Linked DNA regions of Mus musculus: all the other regions are linked to region 1. The links are chromatin loops, found by intact Hi-C in ENCODE. Cell type or tissue: heart. All regions are shown on one strand. Each heading gives the region's core, and the rest is flanking DNA. Links, peaks and the distances in the headings are about the cores only.

Evidence for each region. A loop is a pair of places that touch in the nucleus more often than their neighbours do. Peaks named below come from ENCODE experiments on the same cell type or tissue, not always from the same donor. Only the 100,000 strongest peaks of a DNase experiment are listed, where the experiment ranks them.
Region 2: it touches region 1 in a loop (5-fold over the local background); 15 of 42 quality-filtered maps call a loop at or near these places.
Region 3: it touches region 1 in a loop (3-fold over the local background); 17 of 42 quality-filtered maps call a loop at or near these places.
Region 4: a loop joins it to region 1, with 6 times the contacts of the local background. A loop is called at or near these places in 22 of 42 quality-filtered maps.
Region 5: a loop joins it to region 1, with 6 times the contacts of the local background. A loop is called at or near these places in 30 of 42 quality-filtered maps.
Region 6: it touches region 1 in a loop (6-fold over the local background); 30 of 42 quality-filtered maps call a loop at or near these places.

The regions. Positions count from the first base shown.
Region 1 is chr1:118,319,720-118,324,985 of GRCm38, forward strand. It overlaps Nifk (nucleolar protein interacting with the FHA domain of MKI67), which reads left to right and starts at 2,124. Exons shown (of 7, transcript NM_026472.4): 1 at 2,124-2,278; 2 at 3,863-4,006. The coding sequence starts at 2,174. In heart, for the core only: CTCF peaks have their summits at 1,176 (motif pointing left) and 2,029 (motif pointing right); a DNase peak (open chromatin) is centred at 2,112; H3K4me3 peaks cover 2,302 bases; H3K27ac peaks cover 1,373 bases.
Region 2 is chr1:118,495,477-118,500,742 of GRCm38, forward strand. Clasp1 (CLIP associating protein 1) reads left to right here. Exons shown (of 43, transcript NM_001359328.1): 9 at 2,158-2,310; 10 at 4,172-4,245. Among named protein-coding and RNA genes, the nearest start is that of 2900060B14Rik, 39 kb to the left of the region's middle. In heart, for the core only: a CTCF peak has its summit at 3,046 (motif pointing left); a DNase peak (open chromatin) is centred at 3,045.
Region 3 is chr1:118,387,245-118,392,510 of GRCm38, forward strand. It overlaps Clasp1 (CLIP associating protein 1), which reads left to right and starts at 1,814. Exons shown (of 43, transcript NM_001359328.1): 1 at 1,814-2,277. In heart, for the core only: no CTCF peak of the experiment used is centred there; DNase peaks (open chromatin) are centred at 1,067, 1,717 and 2,077; H3K4me3 peaks cover 3,571 bases; H3K27ac peaks cover 2,886 bases.
Region 4 is chr1:118,756,844-118,762,109 of GRCm38, forward strand. No RefSeq gene overlaps it. Among named protein-coding and RNA genes, the nearest start is that of Tfcp2l1, 130 kb to the left of the region's middle. In heart, for the core only: a CTCF peak has its summit at 2,939 (motif pointing left); no DNase peak of the experiment used is centred there.
Region 5 is chr1:118,458,781-118,464,046 of GRCm38, forward strand. Clasp1 (CLIP associating protein 1) reads left to right here. Exons shown (of 43, transcript NM_001359328.1): 3 at 1,021-1,099; 4 at 2,407-2,510; 5 at 3,686-3,777. It overlaps 2900060B14Rik (RIKEN cDNA 2900060B14 gene), which reads right to left and starts at 485. Exons shown (of 1, transcript NR_027901.1): 1 at 1-485. In heart, for the core only: no CTCF peak of the experiment used is centred there; a DNase peak (open chromatin) is centred at 771; H3K4me3 peaks cover 960 bases; H3K27ac peaks cover 782 bases.
Region 6 is chr1:118,474,239-118,479,504 of GRCm38, forward strand. All of the region lies in intron 8 of Clasp1 (CLIP associating protein 1), which reads left to right. Among named protein-coding and RNA genes, the nearest start is that of 2900060B14Rik, 18 kb to the left of the region's middle. In heart, for the core only: a CTCF peak has its summit at 2,862 (motif pointing left); no DNase peak of the experiment used is centred there.

The sequences.
Region 1 (5,266 bases), core at 463-4,462:
TGATCAAGGTGTTTTATCACAGCCACAGGAAGGTAACTGATACACTCAGGAAGAGGGAGCTTCAATTAAGGAGTTGCCTCCATCAGATTGGCCTGGGGATGTGTCTTTTGGGGCATTTTCTTGATTGGTGGCTGACGTAGGAGAGCTCAGTCCACCGTGGATGCCAACATCCTTTGACAGATGGCCTGAGTTATATAAGAAAAGTGGTTGAGTGTGAGCCTGGGAACAAGCCAATAAGCAGTGGTCCTGCATGGTTTCTACTTCAGTTCTTGCCTTGGTTTCTCTCGATGATGGATTTTAACCTATAAGGAACAAAATCTTGCTTCTCCCCCAGGTTGGTTTTGGTTTGTCTTATCATAGCAACAGAAAGAAAACTAGGACATCCCCAGAGGACAGCCTGCTGGAGTTGGTCCTCACCTTCTACCATTTGGGTTCTATGGTCCAGTTCAGGCCTTCAGCCTAACCTCCATAGCCTTTACCCTCAGACCCATCTTGCCATTGATTGCCTTCCTCCTTTTGTAGGGACAGGGAGGGTCTCATGTATCGCTGGCTGCCTAGATGTTGGTTTACTCAGAGTTGGAAGTAGAAGCCAGAGCTTCATAAAAGGCAGGTAAGCTCTGTGCTGAGCCTGCACCTCCAGCCCCTCTTCCAGTGTTCCTTATGTCATAACATTCCCCAAAGGGGCTTAAGGAAGCCCCATCTCCCCAGAAGTTGCTCTCTTAGATAAAGGGCTTCTTTTTTTATCCACTGAGTCTCAAAAATATTTTGCTTAAAATAATCTTCAGACCGGGTCAGTAAGGTGGCTCAACAAGTAAAGGCACTTGCCACTAAGCCTGAGTCCCCAAAACCCATACCGTGGAAGGAAAGAACTACAGCAAGTAGTCCTTTGACCTAGACACATGCGATGCAGCACAAGGGTGCACACACCCATACTCACTGACAGGCATACACTACACACAAAATCAATCAACCTGTCAATCAATTAATCTATAAGTAAATAAACAAATGGAGAAAAGACAACTGTTTCAACATAAGAAACTCTTACAAGCTTCTCCTTTTGTTTTCTCAAAATTCCTATTGTGTTACCTAAAGAAACTTACTAGGGAACTCAAGAGATGGCTCTGTGGTCAAGAGCTCACAGTCCTTAATTCCAGTTCCAGTGTTCTGATGCCCTCTTCTGGCCACTGCAGGCACTGCACATATAGGGTACATATACAGGCAAAACACTCATCGCATAAAAATAAAATAAATGGGGACTAGACAAATAGCTCACAGTTAAAAGTATTTTCTGCTCTTCCAGAGGACTTGAGTTCAGTTCCCAGTACATTGGACATCTCTCAACAGCCTGAACTCCAAGTTCAGGAGATCCGACACCATTATTCTCTATGGTCATCTGAATTCCTGAACACATACCCACTCACAGACACAGGTGTATAATATCAAAAATATAAATAGGTGTTGGATTATGCTGTGGAGACTTCCATGATGAGGACTGGTGGAATTTCAAGTCCTGAACTTGAGAGACCTCGGGGACTGGTGGAATTTTTTTCTTGTAGGGCAGGGTCTGGCCACTCTCCCACTTTTGGATGGTTAGAAAACCATTAGGGACGTTGGAAAACATGCGGGGGTGGGGGGACTGGGGAGGTTGGCCACTGGATCTCCTCAGGCAGGGGCCTGGCCACTTTCCTGCTTGAGCGTTTACAAAGTTTACAAAAGGAGCCCACAGAGGGGAAGGCTTTTCCTGTTGCACGTTGGCATGAACAGGCAACGGGCATGGCTAATGTTTGAGACTTTAAATTTGTTTTTGAGTCCATGGAGCCCAGGCTGTCTTCGAACTATGTTTATGAGAATGGCGCTGAACTCCTGATCCTCCTGCCTCTACCTCCCAAGTGTTGGGATTACAGATGGGGGCAGGGGGCGTGGCTCCAGTCACATTTTATGAGGCACTGGGTTTCAAACCTAGGACTGAGAACAAGCGCTTCACCAACGGAGCCTTAATCCGATTTTAAATGTTTTTAGTTTGTGGCCAGTAGGTGGCGCTCGAGCTGCCTCAATTCTAGACACCGGGGCCTGCTCTTTTGCTACACTTCCGCCTCTACTTCCGCTTCCGAGACGCGAAGGAAACGTCACTTCCGAAGGCTCCGCGTGGATTGACTTGTTCGGGTTCTCCAGCATGGCTGGGTTAGCAGGCCCCGCGAAGCCGAGTCTGGCATTGAACCCGCAGGAAGACTCGCAGTTTGAGAAGGCTCTGACGCAGATCCAAGGGCGCACGAAGAAGGTGAGCGGCGCGGGGCGGCCGGGCTGGCTCGGGAGCCAACCTCTCACGGGCTGGGAGACGATGGTTCCAATCAGGGGACCGAGGCAGGTCAGGAATCGGTGTGAGGTGAAGGAGGAGGGGTACCACGTGTGGGAGCATGGCACCCCCAGATCTCAGAATGTGTTAAAGCTGCCACGCTTCCGCTTTGACCTGCAAAATGAGGGTTCATGGTCTACCGCAGCATTCGGAAGGTGTGTTATGTCCCCTTAGTTTGTAGTGCTTAGAAGACGGAGTAGACGTCCCGAAGCCCACGTCCTGGGAGGATCGAGAGTCAGAATACAGCTCAGGGTCAGAATTCAGAATAGGGCTTCAACCTGTCAACCTGTCGAGTTCAGTTTGTATGCAATGTCCCTAACGGAAGTTTATAGTCCCTTTGGTTTGCACCATGGAGTGCATTGGAGAGAACGACAGCTTTTCTTTTTTTATTGTTGTTGTCCTGGGGGTCTTTTGGGAGGGTCGCTTTTGTTACAGTGTCAGTATAGGGTTTATTGTAGCCCAAGCTCACCTCACATTTGCTGTGCAGTCGAGGTCTTGAACCCCCTATATCCACTTCATGAATACACTATAGGTCACCCGGTACCCTACCTGACAGGAAACAAGTTCTTGTTCTCTGGGGTCATAGTATGGTGATAGAGAAGGAGAGTCTGCACCATGAAGGTTAACAACCGGAAACAGTTAAGATTCGGTGTAATAAACTGCCAACTGCATTCGGAGTTGAAGGTCTTGGTTTCACAGTGTTACTCTGAACATGACAGACTGTTACTTGCTTGTCCATTTAGCTCTTGAACACATGTTGTGCTGACTGTTTTGTAGGGACAGGTGGGTGTGGACATATGTGTGCCTTGGTGTGCATCATGGTGCGTGCGTGTGTGGGAGTCTGTCTCTTGCAGAGTCTGTGGCTCTGTGTGATTGAACTCAGGCCTCAGCCTTGCTCAGCAAGTGCTTAAGGGAAGAGAGATACCAAACACGGAGTTTTTCAGTTTCTGCCCTGATAGAGTTATGAGTTTGTTCCTGGACCAAGGGGAAAGAATGGTGTTGAAAATTTGTTGCAGGCCAGGCAAGGTGACTTTTACCTTCAATCCTAGTGTTGGAGAGGCAGAGGCAGGCAGATCTCCACCTAGCCTCTGAAAGGACTTTAGGAAGCTGGGTGGCGGGGACACACACCTTTAATCTTAGCACTCAGGAAGCAGGGGCAGGTGGATCTGTGTGAGTTTGAGCCTAGCCTGGTCTACAAAGCTAGCTCCAGGACAGCTGGGGCTACCCAAAGAAACTCTGTCTCAAAAAAAAGAAAAAGACATTAGAATTAATTTACTCTGAGGTTATGGAATGGTAACATACTTTCGTTGAAAAATAAAGACCTTTGCAGGGCATGGTGATATAGGACTTTAATCTTAGCATTCAGCAGTTAGAGGCCAGCCAGGTCTACGTAGTGAGTTTTGGGCCAGCCAAGGCTCCATAGTGAGATCCGGCTCAGAAAAATGTGTATACGCACAAACGTTTTGGTGTAGTATGAGTTTGTATTTTTAAAATGTTTATCTGTTTTAGCCTCAGCAAAAGAAGAAAGAAAAACTTAACCGTGGAGTAGTTTATCTGGGCCACCTACCTTCAACACTTTCTGAAAGCCACATCTATAACTACTGTGCCCAGTTTGGCGACATTAGCAGATTCAGATTGTCTAGAAGTAAGCGGGTAAGATTCTGTTCCTGAATTCAACTATGTATATTTTGCTTGTCAATTGTATGTCATCCTTTGTATTCATAGGCACAGCGTTGTTACCTACAAAGTTCCTGCTCGGGAACTTTTCACAAGCCAGGCATGGTGGCACCCCCCTTAAATCCAGCACTCAGGAAGCAGAGGCAGGTGAATCGGTTTAAAGCCAGCCTAGTTTACATCATGAGTTCGGAGATACCCACAGCTACATAGAGAGAGCTTGTCTCTAAATAAAGTAAATATAAGTAAAGTGATTTTACAAATTGCAGTGGAATCACAAGAAAGTAAGCTTGGTGTAGTGGCCTGCCTTTAGTCCCAGCACTCAGGAGACAGGGACAGGCAGAGTTTGAGGCCAGTCACGGTTTCATAGTGTGGATTTCTATCTCAATAAAAAGCGGGAAATCATGAGGCTGTGGAGATAGCTCAGTCTATAACTGTCAACCTACAGAAGCCAGGAACGGTCATATGCGCATGTGATCTCAGTGCTGGGAACGTAAGGCTTGCTAACCAGCCAGCCGAGCTCAGCTCCAGGCCAATGACAGAGACACCCTGGGAAATGCCCAGAGGTCCGAGCGCTTGTGCCATAAACATGAAGTGGAACACGTGCACACACACCCCTTCTTCAAGCACCAAGTGAAAGGCCAGGTGTGACCCCAATATTGGAAGCTGGAGCCACTGATTGTAGAACTTGTTGCCAGCCAGTTAAGCCAAAAGAGCAAGCGACCAGCTCAAGAGAAAGTCCTGTCTTGAGAGAGTAGAAGGTACTGTGCGCGCTCCGGCCTCGGCCTGTGCACAGACAAGGTGGTGGAGCGCCTTGCGGAACAGCACTGAGACTTCATACTTGGAGTTGGCTCACCTTTGTTAGAAGGTTCTAGCTGGGAGCTCACCCGACAGGCCGAGGGCTGGATGTGCTTACAGGGCACAGCCACACGTTGCTTACAGGGCTTCCCTCGGGAAAATCGGGCAGCAAGGATTGAAATTTATATCAATCTCAAGAGCAGAATCAGTGTTCTAAGTGTTCATTTAACTAAGGTAGTTGCTTCTCGTCCTCAGACTACACAGACAAGTAGATCGTGTTTATTTTGCGACTGCTAACCCTGGGGTTAATGAACTTAAGTTTGGTTTATGTAAGGTTTCTCTAATAGAGCCCCTAAAACCACAGGAATCATTTTTTGTGAATTTGCTTTTACCGGGGTTTAAGTCAGGGGATGGAAATTGTCGCTTTGTGACCACCACCTT
Region 2 (5,266 bases), core at 628-4,627, 180 kb after region 1:
TGCTGTGAGCAACCAGCTGTGGGTGCTGCAAGCCCTCCTCCCCGCTAAGCAGTTTCTCCAGTCCCTGCAGCTTTTGTCGTTTGATTGTGTAGTTCTTACACTTGAACTTTTTAGATGACATCTGGTCCAAGTATATTTTATGCTTTTTGGAAATCACTGCTACCTGATGTTAGATTTCCTTTTTATTTTTATTTACTCCAAGGTGATTTTAGCATCCTAAATGACTCACACTTGCTACATGAGTCCCTGGAATTTTGATACATAAGCTTTAATTTTGCATCATTAAAATGTTTACAGTAGAGTTGGAGGATTGCTCAGTGGTAAAATGCTTTCTGCACAAGCCTAGCACCCCGAGTTCATCCCCAGTCCACAGTGGAACAGAGAACTATTTCCAAAGCTGTCCTCTGACCACATATGCACCATGACACATGCACAGTCACACACACACAAAAATAACAACAATCACATAAATTTAAACTGTTGATAAGTAGGTTGAATTTTAAAAACCATAGATAATGGGTTTTTTTTTTCTTTTAAATTTTGAATGCAACAGAGAAGATATTGAGCCTTGCTGGCTTGAAAGTTTAAACATGCATAGTATAAATTTAAAAAAAAAATCAGCTTCATTAAAGGAGATGAAGCCTAGAAAACATACTTTTTGCCAGTCTGTCTAATTGACATGTTTGTAAGTGATAATTTAATTCAGTGTCAGCAGAGGTGTGGAGCAAGATAGGCACTTGAATCTCCAGGAAAGTAGACATTTATATGGCTTTTCAGAAGATAAACTTAGTACTTTAGTAAGCATTTTCATGCTGATTGACCCAGTAATGTTGCTTGTTGGCATTACTTAACTTAAAATTGGCAAACTAGTTATTGGAAGGTGTTTGTTGCAGTCCTATTTCTTTTAATTTTTTTTTGCATTTATTTGTTTGTTTGTTTACTTATTATTTTGTGTGTATGTGTGCATACATGCTCACATGTAGGGGTGCCAAGGTGCTTCTGTGAATTAGTGGGGGTTAGTTCTCTCTGTTTGTGATATGGGTTCTGGGGGATCCATCTCAGGTCGTTAGGCTTGGAGGTGAGCGGCTCTACCCACCAAGCCATCTGGCCAGTTTACAACCCTGTTTCTGATAGTGAGATATTGCACAGCTAAACTACCTGACAGTGGGTGTCTCAGTGGGGAATTTCCACTCACAAAGTACCTTACAACTATTATAAGTAGCTTTATGAAAAATACTCTACCACAATGGGAAAAGTTGAAATATTTCAAGAAGTTGCATTGTTCAGGTATTTTTTTGTAAAGTGCATTGCACTTTGTACAGAGGGACACATGGTGATCCTAGCATTGCACCATGTACAGAGGGACACATGGTGATCCTAGCTCTCAGGATCACGAGTTTGAGGCCAGCCAGGGCTGTAGAGCAAGGCCCTGTTTGGGGAGGAGACTGAAAAAAATGGGGCTAAGGAGACTCAGTAAGTTAAAAAAAAAAAAAGACCTAGTGGTACAAGTGTGATGACTTGATTTCAGAGTCCAGAACTCACATGAAATCTGGACTGACAACATGGGCATCTGTGATCCCAGCACTCCTGTATGGAGGTGGGGGCCAGAAACAGGAAAGGTCCCTGAAGTTCACGGACCAGCCATAGAACACCCCTATCAAACAAGGTGGGGGGTGAGGACAGATACCTGAGATGTCCTTATGTGTACTTACATATTCATATTCTCTCTCTCTCTCTCTCTCTCTCTCACACACACACACACACACACACACACACACACACACACTCACACACACTCACACACACACACTCACACACACTCACACACACATACACACACACACACACACACTCACACACACACACACACACTCACACACACTCACACACACACACTCACACACACTCACACACACACACACACTCACACACACTCACACACACACACACATACACACACACATACACACACACACACACACACACACACAGTGGGAGAGCATTCCGATTATCTAAGGTAAGAACAGTCTTAGTAACTGCATTGTAAGCTTGGCCAGGACCTTACTTCCAGATGTAAGTATTTTCAAGACTGATGGTTGTTCTGTATAGGTAAAAACTTACCGCTTTCAAACCGTGGCTTCTGTGCTTCCTTTTCAGAAAAAAATTTTGATGATGAAGATTCTGTGGATGGCAACAGGCCTTCTTCTGCCAGCTCCTCATCATCCAAGGCCCCATCAAGTTCCCGGAGGAATGTTAACCTGGGGACCACCCGTAGGCTCATGTCATCCAGTCTTGGATCTAAGTCTTCAGGTAAGAGCACATCCTATATGGTGTTCTGGGGTCATCATCAAGAGTACTCGCCTACTGTGTCCCCGTGTGTGCACTCTCGCTTGCAGTCTTGGATTGGCCTGCCACTTTTCTGTTGATGCTGATGAGCTGGCAATCCTGGCTTAAGATGCCCGGTACTCCCCGGCATCACTCAGTCAGTACAGGCAGAGGAAAGCACAGCCCCACGGTGAATCAAACCCTGTCTGGTCATCTGGATCCAGCCTTGCCTTGGCCACCACTGGGCTTTTTACCACATCGGTTAAGACCAGAGCCAGATTGGAATCTTGAAGATAAGATTTGTTCACACCGGTAGCATTTTTCCTTGTGAAGATCAGTGTGAGTGTTGGGTAAATAAACACAAGAAGACCAAGTGAGATGGCTCAGCAGGTAAAGGCACTCAATGCACAAGCCTGGTGATGACAGTCAGTCCTTAGAGACCTTCTCCCAGTCACTCCTCGTCTTAGACAGATTGACTGGCTATCTATACCTCTGACCATGCCTTTTGCTGTCACATTTAAGTTTACACTCCAGTTTCTTACTCTTTCCCTCTAAAACATCATGTACCCACTTGCTTTAAAACCGCGCTCACTGGTGATGTTGTGCCTCGGGGTTGAGGATAGGGAGGTGGGTAGAATCCCACAGTGGTGACAGTGCTCTGCCTCTGGGTAGTCACTTCTGGGTGACAGAAGGCCTTAGGAGTGCTGCTCCCTGGTGGTCTGTCCTGGAATTACAGTGTCTTGACTAGATTCACAAGGAGCCACTGCCCTCTCCAGCCCTGCCAGTCTGCACTGAGCCCTGTGGGCCACAGGAAGGCCTGTGTCACTATGCTTATGTTTGTCATTCTTCCGAATATTTTCGAGTGCTGTTAATTTTTTGTTGTTGAGTTTGTTTACTTAACACAAGCTTCACTATTTTTAAAGGTTTATTTACTTTTATTTTATGTAAATGAATGTTTGCCTGTGTGTGTGTGTGTGTGTGTGTGTGTGTGTGACTGACTATGTGTATATCTGGTTCCTGCAGCACAAGTCCCTGGAACTGGAGTTGTAGATGACTGTAAGCCAGTCTGAGTTCTCTGTAAGAGCAGCAAGTTCTTTTAACCTCTGAGCCATTTCTTCAGCTTTTCAAGGGGAATATTTTCAGTGTTTCATTCACCTCCATTGTAGCATGTATCAAGACAGTGTGTGTGTGTATGTGTGTCTTGCATATGCACACATGTATACCTGACCTGCTTATGGAAGTCAGAGGACAACTTGGGGAGGCAGTTCTTTGTTTCCATGATGTGCGTCTCAGGGAGCAAATTCAGATCGTCAGGCTGAGGTATCTCACCTGCCCCACCGATATCCCTGTAATGTATTTGTCTTTTCTCAGTCTTCCCTCGAGTGATGGCAATTCCATAAACAGGGAGGGAAGGCAGTTCCTGCACAATCCCATGACTGCTTTGCTGCCCAGCCCTTACCCCGAGCCCTTCCAGGAGTCTCCTCTGGGCCAGTCTTCAGGCCTGTCCTGATCCTTTCTTCTTTAACACCATAGTCCTGATTGCTGTAGATGCTTTTTAGATGCTGTGAGTTTATAGGCTCACAGTGCTCTAATCATATGCCAAAGCAAAAGGAGGGCTGATTGCACACCATAGCCCGTGACTGCCCATGTGCCTTTGCTGCTGTCATGTGAGCACATTTCCTGCTACTGGGGGTATATTTAAACCTATTTTTTGTTTTATTAAGTTTTAAGTGATCCAAAATACAATTTCAGTTTTGTATATTCATAATTCTGTAGTAGATGTTGTATACAGTGTTCAGTTCACATTATCTTTGTTTTAAAAGCTTTTTTTTTTTTTTTTTAACAGCTGCAAAAGAAGGCGCTGGTGCTGTGGATGAAGAGGATTTTATTAAAGCCTTTGATGATGTACCTGTAGTGCAGGTGAGTGTGGGTCTGTGCTGCTGTTAAAATCAGCGTAGTGCTTCGATAAATGGCTTAGTGGTTTAAAGCCTTCAAGAGGACTGAATTTGATTCTTAACATTCATATTGAGATGCTCACAACTGTCTGTAACCCCAGCTGCCGGGTGTAATCACGCTCTCTTCCAGCACCTTCAGGTACCTACAAATGTGCCACACACATATAACACACACGGAGGCACACAGGAGGAAAAATAGATTTAAAAAGTAAATTTTTTTAAAATCAAGAGAGAAATAGTCTTCAGTCTTTCTTTTTCACATATATCTATACAAGACAGCTTTATGTTACAGCGGTGAAATGCCTGTGGCAGCTAACTCTATAAAGTGAAAAGATTCATTTAGCTCATAACTTTGGAAGCCCAGAATACAGTGTATATGGAGCAAGCCTGGGAACCACGCCTTTTCCATGTTACTTCACGGTGCTGGAAAAACGGCCCTGGAACAGCCGGCAACTCCTGTCAGACCAGCAGAGAGAGAACAGGGTGGGTCAGCTCAGGCTTTCATAACAAGCCTTCTAGAATTATCTCTGCAGTGACCTGTTAGTTGCACCACCCAGGCTCCTGTCCTTTTCACACAGTGGACTTTTGGGGACTCCTGTCCAGACATCTTTACATCATTGCATGCAGAATCTTTACCTCTCATTGTGGAAACTGAAACTCTCAAGACTATACAGGATCTAAGGTACAGATTAGAAAATGTGAGGGCCCTGTAAATTACAACAGGAACCGAAGTCTTGGTCCCCTTTGATGTCTGTGGAAGAGTAGGAAAGATGTTACGTAGAGTAAGTTTGTCAGGTTACAAAAGAGGCAGTGGTGATGGACTAGAACAGAAGATGAAGATGCACATTTAAGAATTTTTTTCTTAGAAAACTCCCTCATAGCCAATGAAGTACCGTAGACACGATGGAGGATGCGGCTTGCTGGCTCACTCGCAAGTCCATGCTTAGCTGGTTTCCATGTACAGTCCAGCAGCCTCTGGCCTGGTG
Region 3 (5,266 bases), core at 369-4,368, 67 kb after region 1:
TTTTTTTCTTTTTCTTTTTTACTATGTAACCATCTCTAGTAAAGGTATGAGTAACAATATGAATCAAGTGTGGCTATCTTCATTTTGTTTCCAACTTTTCTATTAAACGTGACCTTTTAAAAAAATCATTCACTCATTTGTTCATTATTTATGTTTGTGTTGAGTATTTATTGAGCTTATGGGCCATAATGGCCATGTGGAAGTGAGCAGATAACTTGTTCTCCCCTTCCATTGTGGAGAACAGAATTCAGGTAACCAGGCTTGTCAGCTTGTGCCTTTATTCAGTCATCTTGAGTCATCTCCTGTGTCCCTAAAAGTAGAATCCTAAAGACAGACCGATATCCATGTTCACAACATTGTGTAGAATAGCAAATGACGAAAGTAGCCAGGGTGGTGAATGCATGTACTGACACATTATTCAGCTTTAAAGAGGGCACTCTGGACACATGCTACAACATGCACTGACAGCTCTGGAGTCTATTAGACTATGTGAAATGAACCAGTTATAAAAACACCAAGACTGGGCTGGAGAGATGGTTCAGCGGTTAAGAGCACTGACTGCTCTTCCAGAGGTCCTGAGTTCAATTCCTAGCAACCACATGGTGGCTCACAACCATCCATAATGAGACCTGATGCCCTATTTTGGTGTGTCTGAGACAGCTACAGTGTACTTACATATAATGAATAAATAAATCTTAAAAAAAATAAAAAGACCAAGACTATATGACTCCACTTTCAAAATACTCTCAGTATTTTAATCCATAGAAAGCAGAATGGTGGTAATCAGAGCTAAAGGTAAAGAGGAATTACAAATTAACAGGTGCATTTTTTGTATGACAAAAAGAAAGCAGAAGAGTGGCTACTTAACAATGTAAGTGCACTGAACTGTACAATAAAAACCAGCTACAACGTTTCTTTTGTTAATATGCACAAATTCCTTCCCATTGAACTTATCAAACTTTTCTTGGGTTTCTCTTTTCCTTTCCAGTTGACTACTCTCCACACATTGTTCTCCCAGCATACCACCCACTTCCGCTCGGCCCTTGACCCGGCGGTATTTCTTTCTAGAACGCGCTTCAGGGTTTTCCACCCACGGTTAGTAAACTTGCTTGCATTTACATCTTAAAGATGTTACTTTTTCTATATTCAATCACGAGTCCCGTCCTGCATGTGAATCCTATACCTTTTCTGCACCACACAGGTCTGTGATTGGCTTTATTGTTTTGGCTTGCCTTTCCAAGTCCGGAAGATCTGACGGCGTTATCACACATCTCCCAATACATACACATTCCCGCACAAAAGAGTCCCCATAAACACCCAGTCTTGACAGAGGAAGCCAATCCGACACTTTAAAAGTGATTTTCACCAGTGTACAACTGCAACACAAAAGCTCTCAAATCCAAACTGTTGGGTAGCACACGGGCGTAGAAGGACAAAACAGGGCGTCCTTAGGCTCCTTGAAAGTAGCGCTGCAATCTGCATAGCCCAAAAACCTCAGATATAACCTGAAGGCCACGCGGGACGCGAGGCGACGTTGTTGTGAAGGAACTTAGAAAAGAAACTGGCACACTCTCACACCAATCTCAGCAGCCTCCACCTCGCGCCCTGGCTCGCTAAAGCGCGAAGAACGGTTTAAAACCTGGGCTTCCGGTAGCAGCGCTTGTACGCATATTCAGGACAAGCCCAACGCGCTGTCAGCTACGGGAAGTCGCGGGGGCCAATTTCTTTCACTGAAGTCGCCCGGTAAATAGCGGGCACCCGTAACCCAGAAGTGAAAGATTGTTTAATTCAAGTATCAAACACCTCGACAATCAAAGGAAGTTCCGGCTGGAAGCGCTCCTGACTCCTCTCTAGCTCTTTTATCGCACAGCCTTCTCCTAGTCTTGCTCGAGTTTTGCTTCCTCTCCTTTAAAGGCTCTAAACATTCCTTAAATTCTCCTTGGTCACCTTTTTTTATTAAAGCACCTTTATGCTACGGGTCGCCATTCGGGTCAAAGGCAAAGGCGGCGGGACCTGAAACTTCATGCGGGCCCCAGCGCTGGGCGTTACCATAGAGAGGAAGCCACCTCTCTGGGCTGAGATTACAGTCTCTATGGTTCAGCCCGGCCGGTGGCGGTAAGAGGACACAGGGAGACCTCTCTGCGCAGGCGCATTTTGGTTTTTCATTTTTTTTTTTTTTTTTTTTAATCCCCGCACCAAGCGCTTAACCTCATTGGGGTGGAGGAGAAGGCGGTGGCTGTCCGGTCCGCAGCCGCAACAGTAGTGAATAATAGAACTGTAAGTACCGGGTTTAAGACGAAGAATGCTCAGAATGGAGTCCACTGGAGGGCCCTGCTTCTTTTCCGAGCGGCGGCGGGCGCAGGGTCCGGGTGGGGACGGTGTCCAGTGCTGTCAGCCGCTCTGGGGTGCACTTTTGGGGGAGGGGGCGGCCCTGGGATGGGATCTGGGTGAGGACCCAGGACGCGCGGCCTCCGGCTTCAGTTCTGATTGTAGGCTGCTTTGCAGAGGGGAGGTGGGGCGACTGTGGGGTCAAGCCTGGCTTTGTGTGACTGTCTCTTTCAGACCCCACCCCGGGGCCCCTTCCTGACCCGGAGTCTCCCCTGGCCGGCTTGGGAGACGCCAAAGCAGCCCCGGGATCTCTTTGAAAGGAACCGAGATTACACTGAGCGGGAAGGGGCTCCAGGAGAGAAAACCTCACTACAACTAATCATCGGCGAGTGATGGGTGTGGAGAAAGATTCAGAGGGAAGAAGGGGTTGTCGGGGAGGCAGGCCGGGCGGCCGGTGCCCCCAGCCTGGGCCAGACAAAAGCGGAGCAGCCGGGGCCCAGCGGGGTGCGGAAGGTCCCCTTGTCCCAGGAGGGCCCCTCATATAGGATCTTTGCGAAGCAGGGAAGAGCGGACAAGCGCTGAGTTAAGCCTGTGCAGCCTCTCCAACTTGCCTTTGTTGTTCTTCGGTATTGGCAGAGCCGCTCTGACGAAGATGAGTGTGTGATCTTGCACGTTGGTCTGGTTGGATACAATGGAGCGGATTGAATCTTGCTTTCCATTTTATGAGTTGCTTGGATGAGTGTGGGGTTTTCCAAAGTCAATCTCATTACATAATATATCTAGATTTTAAAAATAACTGTGTTTATTTCTTAAATTAAAAGAACAATTAGTTGGAGCCTTAAAGCATGTGTGTCGCATCCGGATGGATTTCTGTGCCGGGATCCGTTCATGAAACACTGACCTAATGGTGGAACCTGTGAGTTCTTTAAACCTGATACTTTAATTTGTGATGTGGCAATGAGCGCTTTGGACGCTCCAGTCCTTTGGGAGATAGTGATGTGGAAGGGTCAGGAGCGATGCCTTTGCATCTACCTTGTACCAGATTCAGGTGCCACAGGCTAGTATCAATTCTGGCCTTAGAGATGATAATTTTATTGTTATTCATGACATATATAGAACTCTTGTTATGAGGGATCCTAAACCGAATGGTCCGGTTTCTTATTCATGGAGTAGGAGCGAGAATGGCAACATTGATGCAGCGACGTAGAGATAGGGAAAATAACACAGCGCCCCAGAGAACTGAGTATTGTTTATCTTTTTTACTTGCTAAGAAAGACTTAAATTTTAATGAGCTGTTTGTTCATTCATCTTTGTAAAGTTGACTAATTGCACCCTTGTAGCAGTAAAACTCAAAATTTCAGTTTCTGTAAGTCACTGTTTATTATGGGCAACATGTAACTGTGTTAGTTTTTATTGTCAATGTGATACAACCTCCTTTCAACCTGAGAAGAGGGAGCTGTGACCTGGGAATTTCCCAGATTAGATTGGCCCGTGGCCATGTCTGTAAAAGCTTGTCTTTCTTGGCGGTTGAGGTGGAAGTGCTCAGCCCACTGTGGGCAGTACTCTCCCTAGGCAGTCCTGCCTGTATAAGAAAGCTAGCTGAGGCAGTCTGTTTTCTGTTTTCTTCTGCTTTTTTTTTTTTTTTTTTTTTTTATCTGAAGCCTTGAAACTCTCTGTCTTGCTATGAGGACTCCTTGTGTTTTGTGTGCCAACTTATGCTAATGAAAATTTGTTTGTAGGCTTCTGAATTCTGGCTCCATGTCAAAATTAGAGGAACATCTTACCTGGCAAGATGCTATCCCTGCTTTATGAGTTGTAGCTAGGGACAGGCTGCTCTGTGAGCAGATTTCCTGCCTGACTTCTTTGAATTTAATTACTCTCTTACCTCTTACGGATTCGGGACACATTTTCTCCCATGAAACTCTTATCACTGAAAGTTCAATCCCATGTGAACCAGTGATTTTAAATGTCAGAGGTTATATGTCCCAATATCATGCTCTGTGTGAAGAATATCTAGATTCACCCCTTCACTTCCCCATGAAAGTAGAGGATGGTAGAAGTTCATGTGGGGGAAATAGTGGATGAGAGGAGATCCAGCATCATCTCAAGTGTAGACTTTGGGGATCTAACTCTGATGTTGGTTGGGAACACTTGTTCCTTTGTTGGACTGTTTTTTTTTTTTCTGGTCTAAGTGGAGAAATGAGGTTGTAAATTTGGGTGATTAAGGCAGCCTTGATATCAACTGCACCACCCTTAAAAGTTGGATGAATGAATGCCTATGGATATAGCTTTTACTATTTCAATGTTTTAAAATGAGTTTGCACTTCTGTATATGTTTATTACTTTTTTTGGGGGGGTGATATGATTTTACAAAGAGCCTTTTCAAACTTTAAAACAGTGAGGTCTATTTTTTAAAATAAAGTTTCGAATATATATATAAAGAAAGAAGAGAAAGCTAGCTGAGTGAGTCAGAGAGCAAGCCGGTAAGCAGCAGTTGTCTTGGATTCTGCTGGGAGTTCCTGCTTTTGCTCTTGCCTTGACTTCAATAATGGATTGTGACCTGGAAGTGTAAGCCAAGTATTACCCTCCCCCCTGTAAGTTGCTTTTGGTCATGGTATTTGTCACAACAAAAGGCAAACCAGAGCAGTAGCTGTCTTAAATCTTTAAAGCTTTAATTAATTGTTTACTTATTTACAGTGCTAGGAATTGACCCCGGGGTCTTGTGTGTACTGGATAGGTTCTTTGTCAATGAGCTACATCCCAGTCTTTAAGTTTAAATTTTTTTTTTACATTTATTTGCTTATATATGCATCTCTGTGTGTGGTGTACATGTGCCGTACATAGCAGACATGTGGCAGTTGGTCAGAGGACACATGGAAGGACAGGTTCCCTCTTCTGTGTGGGTCCCACAGGTCCTCAGGCTTGGCAGCATGACTTG
Region 4 (5,266 bases), core at 839-4,838, 440 kb after region 1:
GCTCAGAGGGCAGGTCTCAGCATCAGGAGATGAGATGTGCACGCGTTTATGCAAGCTAAGCAAGGGACAGGTTTGTCCCTTCCCTCAAACCTGTCCACGAGCAGTTGATCCACCTGGTTTAGGGTCCCTGGCCAAACTCTTCCTTTTCCGACAAGATGCATATGTGTGTATGTTCCCACGGAGCCCAGGCTAACCTTGAACTTGCTGTGTACTTGATGATGACCTTGAAACCCTCCTGCCCCCACCTGCTGTGTACTAGGACTGCAGGTGTGCAGCATCACACTTGGTTTAAACAATGCTGGGATTGAACCTAGGGCCACATACATGCTAGGCAGCACTCTACCACGGGAACTCTATACTCAGATCACAGGGTTTTTGTTTTCTAAAATGTAATATTTTGTTATTGAGGGTTTCATACATGCATACAATTTATTTTGATCATATTCATCCTTCTTCAGCTAACTCCTCCCAGATCCACCCCCTCATCCCCTCCAGCTTTGAGCCATCACTCCTCCTCCTCCTCCTCCTCCTCCTCCTCCTCCTCCTCCTCCTCCTCTTCTTCCTCTTCCTCCTTGAATTTGTGCTCCCCGTGGACTAATTCACTGGAGCATGGTCAACATTCCAGGGGCCACACCTTTAAAGCAAACTGTCTTTATCTTCTCAAAGCCATCAACTGTCAATTGCTCCTCAGCTAAGGCCTGGGGCTCCCGAGCCCCTCCCTGTCCATGATGGAATGCTGACTGGCTTGGTCTTAGGTAGGTCTTACACAGGTAGCCACAGCTGCTGGGAGTTCTTAAGTGTAGTGGTCCTGTCGTGTCCAGAAGACACTACTTCACCCCATTCCTACTGGAATGGCTCTATGTAATAATCTTTCTGTCCCTTCTTTAGTGATGGTCCCTGAAACTTGGGGGATAGAGCTGTGACAGAGAAGTCCTGTTTGTGGTAGAGCACTCCGCTAACACTTAGTCTCTGCACTTTAACCAGTGTGGGTGCCTGTTAACTATCATCTACTATACAAGGAAGTGTCTCTGTTGAGTCTGAGAGCTGTACTCAGACTGTGGCAAGAGTTCACAGGGCTCACTACTGAGTTGTCTCTTGGCTGTTTGTCTTTAAGTCAACTGTATGGTTTTTGCATGTGATGTTGTCATTGTTACCAATGTCCTTTTGCCATGATGTCAGATTGGAGACAGCAGCTATTATTACTTTACTGTAAAGTCACAGGTCTGAGGATTATTAGGACATGGAGAAGTGGCCGTGGCTCTGCTGACTCTAAGCATCAACTTTAGGAGAGGAACAAAAGGCCCCAGGCAATCGAGCTGACCACAGTGATTCACAGAGTCCTTGGAGCAAGGCTTGCTGGGTCTCCTCTCAGACTAGGAGATGATGTAATAGAGAAGTGTGGCAGGTGACAGCCAAAAGAACCAAGGACTGAAGCAGGAGAATGACTGCCAACATACAGCCAGTGAATCCTCTTGCCTTCTGGGCTCACCGAGACTTCTCTCCTCGCCCTGTTTTATAGTGTGGATGTCAGTCTCCCTGGGCTGAGAATCCCTTTCTCCCTTTGTCTTCTCCCCAGAGAGCGCTTACCCGAACATCTACTCAACATCAAGATTCTCCAGGAGCTTTCCAGAAAGACTCCCAGCCAGCCCCTGTAATGGGAATAGGAACTTTCAGAAGTGTCCACAGCTGCTCATGAGCCAGGGGTTCTGGGAGACGTTGCATGAGGTCCCAGTGTTCTCTAGTTCCTGGTGGGAGGGTGGCAACAGGAAGTTGGTCCTGAAGGTCACTGAACTGGTTTCTGTGACAGGAACCTGACAAAGGCAACTTAAAGGATAAAAGGTTTCTTCTGGCTCCCAGTACACAGATGCAGTCGGCCATGGAAAGGAAGTGGCTGGTCACACTGCAGCCAGCGTCGGGAAGCAGAAGGAGATGATGCTAAGCTGACTTCCTCCTGTACACCTGACCAGGCGCATCAGTCCACCTGACAGTACCACTGACATGCAGAGTATTCTCCTGCCTCTTACCTGGTCTGGATATTCTCTGTGGAATGCCCACAAGTTTGTCTGTATGGTGGTTTAGTTTAGTTGGCACAACCTAGAGTCCCCCTGGGAAGAACATATCAGCGAGAGATTGTGTAGATCTGGTTGGCCTGTGGGAGCGTTGGGGAGGGGGGCGTGTCTCTTGATTTTCTTAATTGATGTGAAATTCAGTCCATATTTGTATGAGAATGTCATAATGCAATCTATTATAAATCTGTATAATTTTCAGGGAATTTAGAAATATTGGATAGAGCGCCAGAGAGATGTCTCAGCCTGTAAAAGTGATTTGGGAGAGCAAGCTACACAAGCTGTCCTCTGATCTGTCTGTACACATGTGCATACCCACCTACTACCACGGCATACAACCCCCACCCTCCTCACACACACATCATGTACACAATAGTAATTAATAATACTGACAACATTAAAATCTCATTGGATGGATCTGAAGGCTGAGGGCTACAGGTTTGCACCACCCAGCCCCAAGCTGACTCCCTCGGGAGTCCATCACCCCACCCCCAGACCTCATTAATACTACAGCTGCTTCCCCTGTTTCCAGGTGGTGAACACATGGAAGCCATCTGCCCCACGAGGCACCCTCCCTTTCCCAGTGATGATCTGGAACCACAGAGATGAGCAGGAAACATCTGCTCCTAAGGTCTCATTTTGTGATCAACCCTACTCCTAGGTCAGACAGGACAAACCCTGATGATGCCTCTGTGCCCACCAACGGCATATTGTTACTTTGTTACAAGAGTAACAAAGTCGAGAGTATCAAACCGTCAGGCTGCTGCAGAGATCCAAGTGAACAGTTACCCTGGGAGACTCACCTCTCAAAACTGAAATCTCCTTGCACCTACCTCATTTCTGGCCATCTACTGCCACCTGCTGGCAAGACAAGTTCTATGTGTAAGAGGACAAAAGGAAAGCTGTAGGAATTTCCACAGTTGCTTCTCCTACACAGTACCAAGAGCATCTGTTAAGACAACACACATGGTGGTGTTACGGTTGATGTGGATTTCTTATGCATCTCTCTATGAGTGTATGATGTGTGTGTGTGTATGTGTGTCTGTGTTCCACGTTTGCTTGTGTACGTGTGTTTGCAGGTACTTGTCAGCCTGTGTCAGTAGCAAGCAGAGGTTGAGGTTAGATATCTTCCTTGATGGTTCTTCACTTTACATATGAGGCAGGGTCCTTCACGGTCCCAGAGTTTGCCAATTCAGCACATCGAACTCTCCAGCTTGCTCTGGGGATCTTGTCTTCGTCTTCTGAGCTGTGGGATAGATAGGTGGGCTGCCACATCAGACAATGAGATTGCATGTGCATGTCACCACATCTGACTTTTTAAAAAGTAAAGCCTTTAAAACACTTTAAAAGTTATATCTATTTAATTGTGTGTGTGTGTGTGTGTGTGTGTGTGTGTGTGTAGTTTCATGACCTTATGTGTATACCACATACATACATGTTTCTGTGGAAGCCAGAGAGGGCACTAGATCTCCTGGAACTGGAGTTGTGAGCTGCCTGATACCCCTATGCTGGGAACTGAACTGGGTTATTTGCAAGAGCAGCCAGCTTTTAATCACTGCTCTCAAGACCCCCAAACCCAGCTTTTCATGCAGTTGCCGGGGACTGAACCCCGCTCCTCCTGCTTTCAGAGTTTATCAGTAACTTTCCTAGTGCTGTGAAGAAACACCACGACCACACCCACTTATAAAGGATGGGATCGACTCACGGTTCCAGAAGGAGAGGGTCCATCGTGATGAGAAGCACTGAAGCAAGCAGCAGGATGGCGGCTGGAGCACAGAGCTGAGAGATCACATCTTCAACTGCAAACACAAAGTAGACAGCAGGCTGTAAGCCCGCCTCCAGTGACCGGCCTCTTAAAGGTTCTGCAACTTTCCCAAATGGCACCACCAGCTGACGCCCAAGTATTCTAACACATAAAGCTATGGGAGAAACTTCTCATCCAAACCACCACCCATAGCAAGTTCTTTCTAGACTGCCTCCACTGATCCCAACTTCTCTCTTCTGTGGGACTTAAAGCCAGTGACTATAGGTTCCAGATAACTCCAGATGCTTCCAGGGTAGCCAATAGCTTCAGATGTCATTTGCCACTGGGCTTTGGGCTCTTCCTACATTTGGCTTTCGAAAATTGGTTTCCCTCTGTCTTATATACATTCAGGTAGTCTCTGTCTCTCTGTCTATCTCTCTCTACTTCTCGCTGTCTCTCTATCTCTCTCTCCCTCCCTTTTCTTCCTTTCTTTTGGGGATTATATAGCTGTGGTTGGGACTCATTGTGTAGGCCAGGCTAGCATCCACTTACAGAATTTCACCTGTCTCTGCCCCCCAGGTGCTGAGATTGAAGGCAGATGCCACCTTGCCTAAGGTGGCTATTGCCAATAATGTCTATTTTATTTTAAGCAACAGGTCTAGATATTTCTTTTCTCATTCTCCTCCTCCTTCCCCCCCTTTCTTCTTCTTTTTCAAGACAGACCCTCACTATGTAGCTCTGACTGTCCTGCAACTCACTATGTAGCCCAAGCTGACGCTGAATTCTCAGAGATTGGCTGGCCTCTGCCTGCCAAGTGCTGGGATTAAGGGCATGTGCCACTATGCCCAACATGTCTGGGTATTTCTAATCAGGCTTATTTTATTTTAGTATGCCTAATATATAAATGAAAGTCCTGACTTTATATTAAGTGTTTAAATATACCCACAAAGAGTTTAATCAGTTGTTAAGGTTAAATTAGAAGGGAATAAAGGGACAGAAAGGTCCAAGGAGAACACAGCCCATGTGAGAAGCCAGTCTCACTTCTAATACCAATGGCAGAGTCAGGGTCCCAAGGCTAGCGTTTCTGTTTTTAATTTAACATTTATTTACTTGTGTGTACATGTGTACATGTGTAGTTGTGTATGTGTGTGTATGTAGGTGTGTGTGCGTGTATGAGAGCTCATGCCAAAGTACAAGTGTGGAGGGCAGAGGATAACCCTGGCAGTCCATTCTTTTCTTCGACCGTGTGGGTCCTGGGTGTTGAACTTAGGTTGTCAGGCTTAGCAACAGGCACCTTCTGAGTCACCTTTTGGTGAAGACCAGTACTGTTACATCCGTTACAGGCTTGGAGTTCCCCACAGTCCTGACGAGTAAGAAAACACCTGAGCCTTAATGAGTTTTATTGGGTTCACCATCTGGGCTCCATTAATTCCCCCATAACTGACCTTAGCCATCA
Region 5 (5,266 bases), core at 470-4,469, 140 kb after region 1:
TGAGGCCAGCAGGGGCTACATGCTAAGGGCTACATAGACTCTGCGCCTCAAAAGAATTATACACTTTCAAGTATCTAATTCCTCCCAGTGCTGGCTTGGTGTTTGAATTAGTATATAGATTTACTTGTAAGCTGGATGAAAACCCAAATACGGAACCCTTTATCTGTATTACAACATTTTCCAAAGGGAGCGCTTCTTAGTGTATCACAGTCTTAGGGCAGCGGTGAGAAAGCTGGTCTCCAGTAATTACTGTCCGGCTGCCCTCTAGCATACAATAAAGGAACTGCGAGGAGGGCAACAGTACACACGCGGCTACTTTAATCTTTAAATGTTTAGGTAAGGAAGAGAGGTTTTGTGGTTTTTTCCAAAAATTGCACCAAGGTAAAGCAGAGCTCTAACCGATGCAGGTGTGTTGTCAGGCGTTAGCAGTACTGCCCTCACTACGCGTTCATTGGACAGTAGCGCAACCCCAAGAAAAGGATGGTTGCTTGCAACCACGCGCGCCCGGCAGCCAGAAAGCTCTAAGTCCGGGTTTGGTTGCGGTGACCACCGCAGGAGGCCTACCCCAACCTGCCCGGTGTACAGTATTTTCTTCGACTGCTGCTTCCCACGTCGAATACCCTTTCTGTTTTTCTGAAACTCCCAAGGGGCTTTCTGAAGCCTGCTTGTCTTTACCCAGAAGGCCGCGCGTCACAAGTCTGAAAATTTGCATACACGCCTTTCTGGGCGGGGCCGGAGGGAGGCTTAGAGTTAGCAATTTGGGGGGAGGGTGCGACCTGGTAAATTTGCATACGCAACTCAAGGAGAGGGCGGGGCCGCAGTAGGCTCCTCTAGGTCGTGCTGCTTCAGTGGAGTTCCGCTTCGGCGAGTTTTTCTTCCAAACGGTAGCGGGTTTTTCCGTGCCGAGTACCCTTTCCTGACCAGCCAGCTCAGTCTTCCCAGTCGCTGGGCGCCCGCGGGGACCAGCTATGTCAGCGCCATCCCACTGCACCGCTGACGCTGTGCTTCTTTGCGTTGCAGGTGGTTCTCTTGGGCATGGACATCCTGTCGGCACTGGTGACTAGGCTGCAGGACCGGTTCAAGGCGCAAATCGGCACAGGTGAGCCTTAGCTAGCATAGCAGGCTCTCATCCTTCCGTCCCACCCTGGACTCACCCCACATCGTGGCCTCACCGCCCCTAAACTGGTACCTTCCCCTCTAAACCCGAATTATTATAATATTGCCAATTGAGGATTTTTATGCCAGTTTAGACATCAGCTTGATGCCAGCCAGTACGCATTGTCCTCTCAACCTCCTCGGAGACTCAGTTTTCTTTGAAAAGTCCTACAAAAAAGGAGCCAGTTGGATTTTTCCACCGTTTAGATGTCTCTAAATCAGTGTGTTTCATGGTGGCGATGTAAACACTAAGCAATTCTGTTTATACAACTGTTTCAGTAGCAAATTTCTCTATTCTCTTTTCTTGATTCCCTTTTGTGTGCGCAGTGGGTGAATAGAATCTATGTCCTCTGTATGCCAGCAAGCAATAACCACTGAGCCACAGTGTCAGCTGGAATTCTCCACTAGTGTTCATTACCAGTGTCTGTCTGTCCTTTTCTTTTTCTGTAGCTTTGCAGTCAGTGCGCTCACTGAGAAGGATGGTGGGATCCTGAAACTTACTGTTAGGAATCTGATGTTTGAACCATTTTCCATTTCCCCCCTACATTAGCTCAGGACTCATGGATTCTCACCAGAGGCCTAACGGGGTTGGAATAGACATGGGTGGGCTGGCCCATGCTTCAGTGTGTGGGTGTGCTGTGTGTCTTTTGTATGCTATAAGTAAAATGTACCCAATGCCACTGAAGCATGCTGGTCTGTTGCTTAATGTTTCCATTGCATATGTCATTTCAAGCATGGCATTCCCTACAGTGTATTTCAACCACACCTCCACTCTTACAGTTGCCTCTATTTCCCTCTCACTCCTGCTTGATACCTTCTTTCTCCACTTAGCTCCTTCTACATTCCTGTCTTTCCCCTCCCATGACCTACCGAGTCTCACTAGGGTTGCATGCAGAAGCGTAGCTGAGGGATGTTTATAAGGTGAGTCCTTATGCATACCCCCTGATGAGAATGGCTCACTCTCCCAGCTGCAGGGGACTTTGGGGCTGTGGGAGCCCTCCTACCGTAAGGTCCCTCTCTCCCTCCCACACTGGGTGCCACTGGCTGGTCTTCAACATTGCCTGCAAAGGATGACCTTGAACTCCTGATTCTCCTTCCTCCACGACCCGAGTGCAGAGATTATAGACACAGTCCTCACCCATCCCTAGCTTTGGAATAGCTACCTTAGGCCAGCAAACTGCAGATGAGCGGCGGGTGACCTCAGATCTCAAGATGTATTCTCATTTACTCCATTTCCATTTTGGTTTCCAGTGTTGCCAAGTCTAATAGACAGACTGGGAGATGCTAAAGACTCCGTGAGGGAGCAAGACCAAACCCTGCTGCTAAAGATCATGGATCAAGCTGCTAATCCCCAGGTAGGCCAAGCGAAGTGGGACTGTCTTCACAAACCGTGTGTGCGACTCTCTGGGCTTAGTTTCTCTTAAGCTAATGGGTTAGAGGTTGTTTTAGTCTCTATTGCTTCAACAAACACCGAGCAGAAGGCTAGTTGGGGAGGAAAGGCTTTGTTCAGTAGTTTATGCTTCCACAGCACTGTTCATCATTGAAGGAAGTCAGGACAGGAACTCAAGCAGGGCAGGAACCCTGGAGGCAGGAGCTGATGCGGAGGGAATGGAGGGGTACTTCATACTGCCTTGCTTCCCATGGCTTGCTTTCTTATAGAACCCAGGACTACCAGCCCAAGGATGGCACCACCCTCAATATGCCGGGGTCCTCCCCCATTGATCTCTAATTGAGAAAATGCCTTAGAACTGGATTTCATGAAGATGTTCCCTCATTGAGGCTCCTTCCTCTCTAATGACTCTAGCTTGTGTCAACTTGACATAAAACCAGCTAGTACAGAGATGACCATTCTTATGTCCCACAGCCCTTCCTCATATGAGAGATCTAAATACATAACTAATAGACTGTTTCATTTGAATAAATTAGTGAGTTGGAGTGTTGACTGTTTGATTACTCTATTAGGCCCTTTAGCTTATTTACATGACTGGCTCTCCATTTTTCTGGAAAGAGGCAGCTAGTGGTATCGGAGGAGCCAGTAGGCCTGGCTAGGGCTGTGCTTCCTATATGATAGTTAGCTGGGCTTGCTAGAATGGATGGATCCAGCCCTGTCTTTTAGGGTCACACTGACCATTGTTAGGGGTTGCAGCTGGGGCAGCCAACAGCAGTTTCCCCAGGGAGATAAAACAAGTCCTGGAGTGAGCCTCAGTGAGGAGACAGAAAGCAGTGTGTGTACCCACTATGCTTTGGGCTGAACTATTCTCAGTCATAAAATGGGGCGGTTATACCTCTTTAGGGCAGTTGGGAGAACCCAGTGATGTTACATAAGTACATATGCTTTTCACACTTTAACTGGGTGTGTTTAATAAAGTTGTACCTTGTCTAATGTCAATGTGATTATGAGAGGAGCCTGGGGGTGGGTGGGTATGGGACCAGTTTGGTTCCTGCCAAGAGCTCTTGTTTTGATGACTCCTGTCTTACTGTGAAGAGTTGCAGAATCCTTTCCCTCTCACCTGTCCCTTGTCGCCTACAGTATGTGTGGGACAGAATGCTCGGAGGCTTCAAACACAAGAACTTCCGCACAAGAGAGGGCATCTGCCTCTGCCTTATTGCAACACTCAATGCGTAAGTCTGGGGTACACCTGTAACTCTGCTTAACTAGAGCTTGCCCGCCCCTAACTCCCTCCCTTCCTTCTCTTTCCCTCCCTCTCTTCTCCCCTTCCTTCTTTCTTTCCTTCCTTACATAAAAGGTAGGGTCTCATGTAGCACTTCTATCTTAGACTCCTTTTATAACCGAGTACTTCCTGAACTCCTGATCCTCCTGCCTCCACCCCTTAACAGCTGAGATTACTGGCATAGGCCACCATGTGTCTGGGGAAGCACTCTAAAATTTGAATCACATTTCTAGCCCCTTGGCTAAAGCTAAAAACAAAATAAAACAAAACACCCCCCCCCCCTTTTATCCTGAAGTAATTAAATCTACAGGTAGTTGTAAGACATGAACTGGGACATAGTTCCTCTCCCTCCACCTGGGCAGTGGTAAGACTCTGTACCCTGTAGAAATTGCTATTGTTGTCTACAGAGCTTGCCCACATTGCCACAGCTGTACACAGAGTCTGTGTGTGTGTGTGTGTGTGTGTGTGTGTGTGTGTGTGTGTGTGTGTGAGAGAGAGAGAGAGAGAGAGAGACAGAGATAGAGAGACAGAGAGAGGCAGAGACAGAAAGATTCCTGCCCACTACCCTTTTGTATGTACACTTTATAGTCTGTGGCAACCACCAGTTTGGTCTCTGTCTCCATGCTTTTGTGGCTTCTCAAGTGGAATCAACCCTGTGATCTTTTCAGGGTTGCCATTTAGATTTCCACATAGTTAAATTCCCTAGAGGCAGCACTGTATGCCACTGTATGAAACTCATGTTTCAATGCTGAGTAGAATCCTTCCGTTTAGAATCTTCAGTTTAGTATATAGATTGACTATACAGTATAGAATATTTACTATAGATGTAGCCCAGTTTATCTAGCCATTTATCCATTGAAGACAATATGGGTGACTTCAAGTTTGGGCCTCCTAGGAGTACAATTGCTATGGACATGTATACAAGTCAATGCAGAAGTATAAATTTTCAGTCCTCTTGAGTAGGAGTACAATAGTAGGGTATTTTTTAAGGCCACTATTTTTTGTTTGTTTGTTTATTACATTTGGGAGTTTTGCCTGCATGTACATCTGTGTGCCTCGTGTGTGCTTGGTTCCTTGGAGGCCTGAAGAGGGCATTAGATCCTCTGGAAGTGGAGCACAGGTGGCTGGGAGCTGCCATGTGGGTGCTGGGCACTGAGCTGGATCAAATGCTCTCAACCACTGAGTCATCCCTCCAACCCCGACCCCATCTTTAGGTTTTAAAGAAACTGCTGAAATACTTTCCAGAGTTCCCTGTGCTGTTTTATGCCATGTATTCACAGAGGGTGTCTGTGACATCAGCATTGGGACAGAGAAAAGTGGCCAACAGGCTGGAGCATTGTCCTTAAAGGTGCTTGTTTCTCTTTCAGAGGACCTGAGTTTGGTTCCCAGAACCCACATCAGGTGGCTATCAACTACCTATACATTTCCGTTTAGGGGAC
Region 6 (5,266 bases), core at 463-4,462, 150 kb after region 1:
ACCATCCTTCCATTGATAATCCTAAAGACCTTGTATTTGGACAATGTAGTTTTTATAGACTACTTGGAGACCTAAATGATTTTCTCCTTGAAGGTGTGTTGTTTTGTCTTGGTTCTAATGATGTAGCTTAGGATGGCCTTGTACTTACTACATAGCCCAGAGTGACTTTGAACTGCTGACCCCTGCCTCTCTTCTGAATGCTGGGATTATAAGCATGCGTCCCCATCTCACTCATTTCCTTTTCATATAATTATAAAAATAAACCATATTAGTGAAGGAAAATGAGTAACAACATAATTCAGCTATTGACAATAGAACTCCTTACCCCTACATTTTCTTAGAGCCCATTTTCCTGTAATTGTATAATGTGTGTTGCTCAAACCCTATACTTGTATGTATACTTTTATATCATCTCCAAGATTCTGCCATCAGTAGGACTGGGACCAAAGCCATGGCATCTGAGTCCTGCCCTAGTAGTCTCCAGTGGGTACAGGGGTGTCTGGGGCAGAGGCATCCAGTTAGTGCTAAAGACAAGCTTCTCCTTCCATGTGTATATTCAGGTTAGTTTGTGTTGCTTCTTCAGTGGGAAAATGATCAGCACCAAGAAAGTTCAGGGTAAGAAGCAATAGTCATTGGGGCTGGAGAGAGGGAGGGAGCTCAGGAGGTAAGTGCAGGTGCTGGCAGAGGACCTGCGGTCAGTTCGAGCACCTCCATCTGATGCTCACACTGCCCCTGTCTCCGTTCCAGGAGATCTGATGCGCTCTTCTGGTCTCCTCAGATAACTGTATGTACCTATCTACAGATATTCAGGCATACAAACATACATATAAATAAATAAATATGAATCTTAAAAACAACAACAAAAGAAACAGTAATTGTGGCAGAAGAGAATAGTTACTGTAAGACAGAGTCCATGATTGGAGTCTTACCTAGAAGAGACTATATATAAATATCCTCCATGGGTTTTACAGAATATGTGAAGTATAATTTAAAAATCAGAAGTGCCAAAGCTGGGCGGCTCCAGATGCCTGGCGGCAACATTTAATTCTCCATGCCCGTATGTAAATACTGTCTCCAAACTTACTAAAATATTTCCTCCCCCAATTGTGTATGTTTGTCTTGTGTGGATATGAAGTGATGCATGTGCCCTGTAAGGCAGTGTGTCGGCAGGTGTTCAGAGGTGGGGCTTTGAGGAAATGGTTTGATCTTCATAACTCCAACTTCTTGAATGAATTGATCCATTCGAAGATTCATAATTTGGTGCTATTGTTGGGCGGTGGTAGTAAGTAGTAGACTGGGTCTGACTGAAGGAAATAGGTCACTGGGGCATGTGCCTAGAAAAGCTGCACCTTGTCCCTCGCCTCGTCCTGACCCCCTCTCTGCCTCTTTGCTGCCATCTTACCTCACTGTGACCTCCCTGCCATGATGCATTCTTTGGCTCACAGGTCAGGTCAGGTTAGCCACCCAGCTGTGCATTACTCTCTGAATCCAGGGTTAAACCAAGACTCCTCCTTTAAACTCTTGCAGGTAGCACTTCTTGTTATTCTCTCACTTGAGGGACTGAGGCAGGAGGACTGCTGTGAATATGAGGTCAGCCTGGGCTACAACGTGGTTTCCAGTCTAGTTTATGGTACAGTGAGATCCTGTCTTAAAAACAAACAAACCACTTTTTTTTAGAACAATAAAAAGCTGATTAGCACAGCGTGTCTGTGTCTGCAATATATGTGGGCTTAGGAGTAGGTTTGAGCATGAGAACAGTTGTTTCGGGAATCTATGGTAGAAGCGGTAAATGATGAGGACCGCTTAGCTGAAACTCTCCTGAAGCCTCCACTACATTTGCTGTGTTTGACATTGCTACCACCTCCAACAATGCCATCACATTGTGGATCTACCAGCGGATTCATTCATTTATGGAGTTAAAGCCTTCAATAATAGTCATTTCTTCAAAGCCCCATCTCACTTACCAAATGTTCAACACACAAGCTTTGGGGAAGAAACTTTGTATCCAAACCTAGACACACACACACACACACACACACACACACACACACACACACACACACGCACGCACGCACAACTTGGGCAGAGCATAAATATATTTATATGTATTTAAAGTTATTAAAACTAAACTGTTTAAAAGGGAACAGTACCATGGAGGCAATCTTTAAACATTTTGGAGTCCTAACCTAAGTAACTCCTTTACAGTAGTTTTGAGAGCTCAGGCACTCACCAATAGTCTACAATCAGACTACCAACCCTCCAAAACCAAGCTGCATGGTCATCTTCTTGCTAGAGTTGTTGAACTCTGAGCTGGTGTACAGACATGCAAGGGCTGTGCAGTAAAGCACGCTCCCACCTCTAACCTCTGCCTCCGTAACTCTCAGGGTGAAAACTCTCTGAGCTGCCCTGGGCTGCACGTTTTTGGTGTTCTACTCATTGTAAGTCTGTAAGCCCCTCTTTCATCAGTGACTGAAGTAAATGTACGTATTAGTTTTAGGGCTTTCGTAGCTTCTGTGGGATTGTCACCATAGGCAGTCAAGCCATCTGCACATGGGAACACTTGCTTCTTTCACATCTGTCTTCCTTTTGTCTTCCTCTCCTTGGCTTACTATGTGGAGTAGTGTAAACAAGGTTGACAGCGTTGGCTCCCGTCTTGGCTCTTTCACCACTGACACAGTGTTAGTAGTTGATTATGAGTTAACAGAACAAAACCAGAAAAGCTTTATTGGAGGCTGGAGCGATGGCTAAGGGGAAGAGCACTGGCCGCTTTGCCTGAAGAACCAGAGTCCATTCTTTGAACCCACGTGGCAGCTCACACTATTGGTGACTGCAATTCCAGGGAGTCTAATGACCTCTTCTGGCTCTTGAAGGCACTGCATGAGTGTAGTGTACAGAGACCGCAGGGAACCCACCACTTATCTCTCTATCTCCACCACTTTATCACTTTATGTTCCTTATCTCTCTTTGTCAGCCTGCTTCTCTCTCCCTCCCTCCCCCTTTGTGTCTCTGTTTCTCTCTCTCTGTCTTGCCTACACACATACATACCAAAAAGCAAAACCAAAACCAAAATCAACCCTTTAAAAATACCCTTATTAAATTGAAGTAGTTCTTACTTGTTTCTTTTTAATTACAAACAGCTTTTGCATTTAATTTTCTTAGATGTCATCATATGTTAAAACTACATTCAACTCACTATCTGAAACTTCACTTTCATGTCTGAGTGTGTGGTTACATGCTTATAAGGCCGTACTTGTGTCTGGGTGCACATTTATACTTTTAAAAGTATGCATTTTGGTTTTTTTTAAATATCAAAAAGTATACACTCATCCTGCTGTTTAGTTTTGTGATATTTTATTACTTCCAAAAAAAAAACAAAACAAACAAAACCCATGTCAATTAGCACACATACTCATAAGCCCTGGAAACCTACTTTCTGTCTGTGTATGGTTTTGCTCTCATGGACATTTGGCTTTTCTGTTTGACTTCTTGCACAGAACAGTGGTTTTAGTGTTTAGCCAATAGGTACAATCTATCCATGCTCAATTTCTAAATCATCCCCCCTCCACCCATTGTCATTGTGTAGCACTGTCTTGGAACTTGATATATAGACCAGGTTGGCTTTGAACTCACAGAGATCCCTCTTGCCTCTGTTTCCCAAGTGCTGGGATCAAAGGCGTGCACCATCATGCCCAGTGGCCTGGCTCATAAACAGAGGCCTTACCTCAGCTGACTGTAAAATAGTGTCTTTCCAGTGGCCTGTGTCATTCAGGTTCCTGATCTGAATTGTACCAGCGTGTGGACAGTGTTAGGATGTGATGAGTGCTGCTCCGAGGTGACCAGGGTGTGAGTGTGCATGGTCCCCAATCACAAGTATAGCCAGTGTCAGTAGCAGCTAGCCGGTAACTGAAGTGGGTACTCTTCCTGTATGTCTTCTGTCATTCTTTAGTTTTGCAACCTGGTGCAAGCCAATTCTTGGCAGTGCCTGCTTGCTGTTCTTATCTGAGGAACGAAACACCCCAGGAAGATTTGCAGAATAGTGAAATGATGTTTAGGGCCCTTAGCACTGTGCCTAGATGGAGCTGGTGCCCAGCATGATTGGCTGACCACCTGTAGGCTGGCTGGCTGGCTGACTTACTTCTACCATAAAATGAATACTATGTGAAAATAAATTCATACTTATGATAAAAAAACTATTTCAAATTATTGGAATATGCATTGACATTTTTCCCCCAAAGCACTGTTTTATTTATATGGGGCTTTAATGTCTCTAGTTTTAGGAGGAGAAGGAGAGGTTCCCTTTTCACCCAGGGGCCTCTGTAGTGTTATAGGGAGCACCGTGGACTCAGTACACTAATGACAGTGTTTGTCTTTCTCCGCTAAAGCCACCAGATATCAGGCTCTACTTCTGGAAGAATGCAGAATGGAGGATTTTATGTTATTACTCCAGCTTCTGTTTCTAATGCTTTGAAGTCATTTGACAGGATAGTAGACAGGTGTGTAATGCAGTGCCGGATCGCTTCATTTGTGTTTTGCAAAGAAGCTGGTGGACTCTGTTTAACCGCCTTTGCTGCATTGGCTTTAGATGCCCAGTGGTAACCTACAGGGTCATACTTGTACACCCTAAGACCTTGTTCTTTATACCAATTACTGTTGTACAACAACCAAGCGGCCTCATTTCCGCATTCTTGGTATATATATCAGAAATACTAGTGCGGTTTTGAATATGCTGGGGCCAGGGAATGGCACTATTAGCTGTGGCCTTGTTGGAGGAAGTGTGTCACTTACGAGTGGGCTTTGAGACCCTCCTCCTAGCTGCCTGGAAAACAGTATTCTCCTGTTTGCCATCGGAACAAGATGTAGAACTCTCACCTCCTCCAGTGCCACATCTGCCTGGATGTTGCCATGCTTCCTGCCATGATGATAATGCACTGAACCCCTGAACCTATAAGCCAGCCCCAATTCATTGTTGTCCTTTTTAAGAGTTGCCTAGGTCATGGTGTCTGCTCACAGCACTGGAAACCCAAACTAAGACAACTAGCAATTCTTTTGCACAGCCTGTCCACAGGAATGACACAGTAGCTATTTGTATTTCCAATTAGCTGCTTTATGTTTGCCCTCTACCTGGGATCTGCTGCCAGCTGTCATTGCAGTCACCGCACAGCCAGCGTTTGCCTTATCTCAAACAAGTGAGTCACTGTGCTGGAATCAGTAGCTTGTTGGGTGCTTGCTTCTGTGGGACTGTTATTGCGCAGTCTCCTCTCTGACA